Regions from separate parts of the Homo sapiens genome. Here region 2 is linked to region 1. A link is an interaction called in ENCODE POLR2A ChIA-PET data of the cell type or tissue named here. Cell type or tissue: PC-3. All regions are shown on one strand.

Region 1 (4,000 bases):
CCTCCAGCTCCTCCTTGATGCTCTCATGCCATCGGGTGATGTCCACGTGCAGGGAGTAGTCGCAGCAGGCCGCGCTGTCCGCCCGCTCCCGCCACTGCTCGTAGGCCGCCAGCAGGCTCACACCCGTGTCGGGGAAGACGTGGTCCACTGTGAAGGCAGCATGGTCAGCAGCTTCCCCCACTGGTCCCTGGTTCCCACCTCTGCCTCCTCCATGGGAGATTCTGTTTCATGTTCCCAAGAGACCAGAGGACCATTTGAGGGAGACACAGCAGAGGCCACCGGCCCCTGAGAGAGGATGACGCTGCCACGAACCCGTTCTATTGCTTTGTTCAAAGAGGAACCTTCTGTCCCAAGTGCCCCAGCCACCCTCTGAGCACAGAAGGGAGAGGGGAGAAAGGAAAAGCCCCACCCCAAACCATCCCTACTCCCACATCGCACTTGGAGGAGCACAGGAGGTCGGGGCTTTGCCCTGCCTCCAGCTCCTGTCAGGCTGGGTGAGGCACCCCGAGGGCCAGGCTGGGCCAGTGCGCTGTCCAAGGTGCTGGGCCCCACCTCTGGGTGCCTTCCTAGAACAGTGGGAGCTGGGCTGGTTTCCCGAGTGCCCCACAAGACTTGAAAGGGGCCATCCTGCCCCCTGCACACAGCCATCATGCTGCTGCCCCACCAACCACACACCCAAGGCCCGAACACTGCTCACTGGCCTCTCCTGGTGCAGCCAGACACAGCTCCAAGCCAGGTGGTCGGACAGGAGGGCGCACCCGCCAGGGATGCCTTCCTCCAGCACAGCCCTCCCTCGGGCCCCTACTCATCCCAACAAGATGAAGTGGGCACCCAGCCTCCCTGCAGCCACCCACAGTGCCAGCCTGGGCCTGCAGGCCGAGGAAGACAGAGGCAGGATAGAGGCCAGCCTCGTGTCTGTGGTGTTTCTCTGTCTTCGCGGGGACCCACAGCTGGCCGGGTGCCTTGGCACTGGCACGAGGCAGGTGGTCTCGACTGTGCAGACGTCCTGACCGGCTTGGGCCGCCCCCTGAAGGGCGCGAGCAGTGGCCAGTCTCCTCAGACTGCAAGATGGGCTGCTGCTGGTGTTTTCTCCCTTTGTGGCTGAGTAAACCAAACCAAGCTGTGATTTGGTAATGGCTAAATGTCCCGCGAGGTGTTTCAGGGTCCTCAGAGCTGCCCTCCCCGGTGTGCCAGGGACACAAAGCAACTGACGTGCATTAACTCACACATGCCTCAGAAGCTCATGAGGCCAGTGTTCTGTTTTACAGATCAACAAAGTGTGACTTATAAAAGCCAGCTGAGTTTATCTGGAGTCACACAGCTAGAAAACCATACAACCAGGTTCAGCTAGGCTCCTCAGACCCGTTCTCAACCACAGCAGCGATGTCTGTGCCAGACGGACGCCGCAGAGTGAATGGCACCCAAGGCCACACAGTGCAGTCAAGGTCTAGGCTCTGAGGCCTCGTCCTGCCTCCTGAGCTCACCACGTGCTCGTGGTGGGCAGGCGGACTCCACTCACCCACCTGTTAAACTAGGCTTAGCTGAGCCCAGCTGGGCTGAGCTCAGAGGGTTTTAGGAGGAGAGCATGTGAGCCGATGGGTGTCAGGATAGAGCCCGTGCCGGGCACGCAGCCAGCACTACAGAAATAGCAACTCGGGTTATTTTTTGATGGGATAATAATGAGCATTGCTTTTATCTTTTTCTAAAAATACAGTCTCCATCCTTAACTCTTCTTGACATGAGCAAGAACCTTCCAGATATGAAGCTTCCGAGGCATGTGGCTCAAGGTCAAACATGTATCTGGCATTTCAGACAGCATGACCCCTCCCCTCGCCCAAGGCATTTGAGTTTTCCAACCCCCAACTCCGAGCTGGCTACTAGTGCCCAGGGAAGAACAAGTGGACACACGTCAGTCACTGATTTCCAGTCCTGGAAATCCCAGGAGCATTCCAGCACTGGCCACACAGAAACACCCAGAGTGAGACACAGGGATTAGAAAAGCACTCCAGGTTCTCAGACAGATGCAATAAAGGCAGACAGCTGAGAAAGGCACCTTTAGGCGACACTCCTCCTCCCACACACACCTGGCCAGAGAGAGGGGCAGCAGACGCTGGCTGCCCCCTGTAGAGGAGGAGACCCAGACACTCACAGATCATGGTGGTTCCTCCTGCTAGCGCTGCCTTGGTGCCCTGACAGAAGTCGTCAGCCGGTGTCATGCCCAGGACAGGCATCTGCAGCCTTGTGTGGACGTCAACGCCACCAGGAAGGACCATCAGGCCGTGGGCGTCAATGGTCTTGATGCCCCCAGGGACGATGAGGTTTTCTCCGATTTGTCTGAAAGCAGCAGAGATTTCACTGGTTACAGGGAGCCCAGGTCAGAGCCCAGATGGGCTCCCAGCAATGCAGCAGAGCTAAAGGGTTTGCATGAGCTCCAGACCCCGAGGAAAAGGCCAGCACGGCCGGCCACTCACTGGACTAGCTCCTCGGGAGTGCCAGGGAGCAAAGCATCACTCAGCGCAGCTCAGGACGGTCACTGCAGGGTCCAGCCTCACGCAGACGCCACGCCCTGTGGTTTTCCACTCAGGTCCCTGGTTGGTACTTTTTTGACTAGAGGACGGAGCAGCTTGACAAACGGAAGCAGGTGCGCTAATAGATGTGGGCACCAGTATTTAGGAAGCACCTGCTATGAGCCAGGCACCATACTAAGTGCTGCGATGAACAAAGAAACGTGGAAGCTGGTGTCCTGCTTTCGCCCACAGCCACCCAACATACCTCTGCCCTCACCAAAGGCCGGGGCTCTGACAGTGGCCACCAGCTTACTGCTGCCAAGGATGGGTTTAGAAAAGAAGAAACCTCTCCCATGGATTTCACCCAAAAGTCAATGCCTGGATACCACGTGACCAGTGTGTACACAAGAGCTGGGAACTATTTTCACCTGCCTGGATACCACGTGACCAGCGTGTACACACGAGCTGGGAACATACTTTCACCTGCCTGGATACCACGTGACCAGCGTGTACACACGAGCTGGGAACATACTTTCACCTGCCTGGATACCATGTGACCAGCGTGTACACACGAGCTGGGAACTATGTTCATCTGCCTGGATACCACATGACCAGCGTGTACACACGAGCTGGGAACATACTTTCAACTGCCTGGATACCACGTGACCAGTGTGTACACACGAGCTGGGAACTATTTGCACCTGCCTGGATACCACGTGACCAGTGTGTACACAAGAGGTGGGAACATACTTTCACCTGCCTGGATACCACGTGACCAGCGTGTACACACGAGCTGGGAACATACTTTCACCTGCCTGGATACCACGTGACCAGCGTGTACACACGAGCTGGGAACATACTTTCACCTGCCTGGATACCACGTGACCAGCGTGTACACACGAGCTGGGAACATACTTTAACCTGCCTGGATACCATGTGACCAGCGTGTACACACGAGCTGGGAACTATGTTCATCTGCCTGGATACCACATGACCAGCGTGTACACACGAGCTGGGAACATACTTTCATCTGCCTGGATACCACATGACCAGCGTGTACACACGAGCTGGGAACTATTTGCACCTGCCTGGATACCACGTGACCAGTGTGTACACAAGAGGTGGGAACATACTTTCAACTGCCTGGATACCACGTGGCCAGTGTGTACACAAGAGGTGGGAACATACTTTCAACTGCCTGGATACCACGTGGCCAGCGTGTACACACGAGCTGGGAACTATTTGCACCTGCCTGGATACCACGTGACCAGTGTGTACACAAGAGCTGGGAACATACTTTCAACTGCCTGGATACCACGTGACCAGTGTGTACACAAGAGGTGGGAACATACTTTCAACTGCCTGGATACCACGTGGCCAGCGTGTACACACGAGCTGGGAACTATTTGCACCTGCCTGGATACCATGTGACCAGCGTGTACACACGAGCTGGGAACATACTTTCAACTGCCTGGATACCACGTGGCCAGCGT
Region 2 (4,000 bases), 130 kb before region 1:
TTAAGCAAAAGCACTGGAAAGGCCAGGACGGGAGAAAGCACAAATACGTCACACTGAAGCCAGACAAGGAAGCATCTTACAGCCTCAAAATGAATGACCAACCCTCCGCCTCCCAGGTTCAAGCGATTCTCCTGCCTCAGCAGTAGCTGGGATTACAGGTGCCTGCCACCACACCCGGCTAATTTTTTGTATTTTTAGTAGAGACAGGGTTTCACTATGTTGGCCAGGCTGGTCTCGAACTCCTGAACTCCAGCCATCCACCCACCTTGGCCTCCCAAAGTGCTGGGATTATAGGCATGAACGACCATGCCCGGCCCTTAGATGGAAATTTTAAAGAGGTTACAGACCAGAGGGTGAATGAAGTGGCTCTGGGACTAGTTTGGGGACCCTCTGGGGAGCTGGCCTTGGGTCATCTTAGACATTGTCCCAGCAGGCTATGTGGAGGGTGACGTGACTCCAGTTGGCTAGTCTCAACAGAATTCCACATAACAAACCATCCCAAAATTAGTACCATGAACGCCAAGCATTTACCTCTTACTCTGCAGGTGGGCTGGGCTTGGCTGGGCTTGGCTGGGCTTGGTCAGTCTTGGCTCTGGGCCACAGATGCAGCTTGCATCTATTCTATGGGTGTCTCATTCTTCTGTGACAAGCAGGTCACCATGTGCCTCCCATGAACATGCAAAGGTGCAAGACGGTAGCTGTGGGAGGACATCCAGGGCCCACTTCGCTGGCATCCCCCCAACATCCCTTTGACCAGTCAGGCCTCACCGTGTTCCATCCCACTCTCCAGTTGGGCCTCTCTGCTCCCTCCCACCTGACACCCCATTGGCCAAACAAACCACACGGCAAGCCAGTCCCAGGATGGTGAGGTGCACTGCACCCACCCCAAGGCCATGGCAGGGTATGGAGATGTCATTTATTATAAGATGGACAGATAAGCTGGACCAATAATTTACAGATTCCAGCAGAGGGTGAGGACACCCAGATGCGCCAGGACTGTAGGAAATCACAATGATGGCAACGCCTTGGCCTTCCTGGGGACAGGGAGCCCTATTTCCAAATATAGTCACATTCTGAGGAGCCGGGGGTTATAACATCAAGTCTGCCCTTGACCTCACACAAGCCAGGCTCCTCCAGGCCCTCTGCTCCACCAGGCCTCAACGTGGCGCACAAAGGATTGAACGGACGCCAGCATCATTTGTAAGAACTCCAGGCCGCATCCCAAGGGTGACCTAGCCCCCCAAATGCCTGCCTGAGAAAACTTAAGCTGCCCAAAGGATCTCTTCTTGGCTCCAGCAACCCGAGAACAGGGCCCCGTGCCCCAGCCTCTGCGGGGGTGGGACCTCACTTCCATAACCGTGGCCAACAAACCTATTATAGACGGGTCTCCTGTGGACCCACCCTCTTCCCACTCTTAAGTTTTCACTTCCCCAGCTCTCCTGAGCCCCAGCGGACCCCCACCCCTCACTGTCCCTTTAAAACCCACAGTCACCGCCGTGCAGATTCAAGCTGAGTCAGGTCACGCTAGACTCTTCCCCATTGCAACAGTTATGACTAATCACAGTCTGCCCTCACCACTCTGGCAATGGGCTGTGTTTATCTTTAACCAGCATGAAAGTGGAGGACACATTCAGCCATAGCACCCATCCTGCACACCCCCCACCATCCCCTACCTGCCCCCTCCCCAGCCTGGATTGTGGGATGTTCCTGAATTTTTCTCTTGTTTTAGAATTTTATCATTCACACGCGCAATGTGCCATCTAGTTTTTCTTGGCTTTATAAACCTCATAAAAATGTGCCATACTGTATGAGGTCTCCTGTAACTTTTTTTTTTTTCTGGAAACAGCTGTTTCTAAGACTTTTTCTCATTGTTGCTTGAACCTGGGAGGCGGAGGTTGCAGTGAGCCGAGATCGTGCCATTATACTCCACCCTGGGAGAAAGTGTGAGACTCCATCTCAAAAAAAAAAAAATCCATCTAAGGTGCAATAGATGAGTTTTATATTATGTAAATTATGCCTCAATAGAGATGACAAAAGGAAGGGGAAAAAAAAACCCTTGGCTACAAGCCATTGTGAAGACACAATACCACAATTTTTATTCAATTTACAGTAAATTTATACCATCCCCACACTCCCACTTTAGGATGAGTACCCTCAGCCCCTGCATTCCCACAGCTGTCTGCAGTCCATTCCGCTCTCACCCCAGCCCTAGGGAAGCACTGACTCTACACATTTGCCTGGACAATGGGGTGCACATTTTAGGTAAATGGAGTCAGACAGTATGTCGTCTTTTCATCTGGTTTTATGTAGAATAATGATTTTGAGGTCCATCCGTGTAGTAGAAGGCATCAGTATTTCATTCCTTTTTATTGCTGAATAATATTCTGTTGAATGGATATACTATTTGTTTATCTGTTCACCAGATGATGGACATTTGGACTATCTACAGTTTGGGGCTATGAAATCATGCTGCTATGAATATTCATGCACCTATCTTTAAGTCATATATTTTATTTTTCTTGGCTAGATTCCTGGTAGTGAAATTACTGGGTCATATGGTAAGATTATGCTTAAATTTAAAATAAATGAACTGTTTTCCAGTGTAGCTGTATCATGACTGGGCGTGGTGGCTCACGCCTGTAATCCCAGCACTTTGGGAGGCCGAGGTGGGCGGATCACCTGAAGTCAGGATTTCGAGACCAGCCTGGCCAACATGGTGAAACCCCACCTCTACTAAAAATACAAAAACTAGCCGAGTGTGATGATGAGCGCCTGTAATCCCAGCTACTTGGGAGGCTGAGGCAGGAGAATTGCTTTAACCCAGGACGTGGAGGTTGCAGTGAGCCAAGATCACGCCACTGCACTCCAGCCTGGGCGACAAGAGAGAAACTCCATCTCAAAACAAAACAAAAAACAAAGTAGCTGCATCACTTTAACAAAATATGGACTCCAGTTCTGCCACATCCAACCCTTGGTATTGTCTGTTTTTTTTTTTTAATTATGGCAATCCTAGTAAGTGTGTAGTTGTATCTCATGGAGGTTTAAATTTTTACTTGCTTCTTCAGAGGTAGCAACAGTTGGCAGGAAGAAGAAAAAATAAACTAAAAGCAATTTTAAAAATTTTATTTGCCCAGTGACTCATAATGTTTATCACATTTTACATGTGTATCAGCCATGTAGCCATTTGTATGTCTTATTTGGTGAAATGTTTTTTCTTTTCTTTTCTTTTCCTTTTTTTTTTTGTTTTTTGAGGCAAGGTCTCACTCTGTTGCCCAGGCTAGAGTGCAGTGGCGCAATCTCAGCTCACTGCAACCTCCGCCTCCCAGGTTCAAGTAATTCCCCTGCCTCAGCCTCCTAAGTAGCTGGGATTACAGGTGCGCACCACCATGCCTGGCTAATTTTTGTATTTTTAGTAGAGACAGGTTTTCCTATGTTGGCTGGGCTGGTCTCGAACTCCTGACCTCAAGTGATCTGCCCGCCTCGGCCTCCCAAGGTGCTGGGATTACAAGCGTGAGCCACCGTGCCTGGTTTTCCAAGTCTTTTACCTACGTTTTTATTAGATTGTTTTCTTTCTCTCTCTCTCTCTCTTTTTTTTTGAGACATAGTCTCCTTCTGTCGCCCAGGCTGGAGTGCAGTGGCGCGATCTTGGCTCACTGCAACCTCCACCTCCCGGGTTAAAGTGATTCTCCTGCCTCAGCATCCCAAGTAGCTGGGACTACAGGCGCCTGCCACCACTCCCGGCTAATTTTTGTATTTTAAGTAGAGACCAGGTTTCACCATATTGGCCAGGCTGGTCTGGAACTCCTGACCTTGTGATCCACCCTCCTTGGCCTCCCAAAGTGCTGAGATTACAGGTGTGAGCCACTGTGCCCAGACTTTTTTTTTTTTTTTTTTTTGAGACAGAGTCTCACAGGCTGGAGTGCCTTGGTGTGATCTCGGTTCACTGCAACCTTTGCCTCCTGGGTTCAAGCGATTCTCCTGCCTCAGCCCCCCGAGTAGC

Evidence for each region. ChIA-PET counts read pairs that join two places held together with the same protein. Peaks named below come from ENCODE experiments on the same cell type or tissue, not always from the same donor. Only the 100,000 strongest peaks of a DNase experiment are listed, where the experiment ranks them.
Region 2: POLR2A ChIA-PET joins it to region 1 with 5 read pairs; 2 of 35 experiments call an interaction of 5 or more read pairs at or near these places.

What each region holds. Positions count from the first base shown.
Region 1 is chr10:132,190,992-132,194,991 of GRCh38, reverse strand. It overlaps DPYSL4 (dihydropyrimidinase like 4), which reads right to left. Exons shown (of 14, transcript NM_006426.3): 3 at 2,150-2,334; 4 at 1-147. Among named protein-coding and RNA genes, the nearest start is that of DPYSL4, 6.0 kb to the right of the region's middle. In PC-3, no CTCF peak of the experiment used is centred here; no DNase peak of the experiment used is centred here.
Region 2 is chr10:132,317,864-132,321,863 of GRCh38, reverse strand. It overlaps a transcript of STK32C not described here. Among named protein-coding and RNA genes, the nearest start is that of STK32C, 12 kb to the right of the region's middle. In PC-3, no CTCF peak of the experiment used is centred here; a DNase peak (open chromatin) is centred at 1,553; H3K27ac peaks cover 1,878 bases.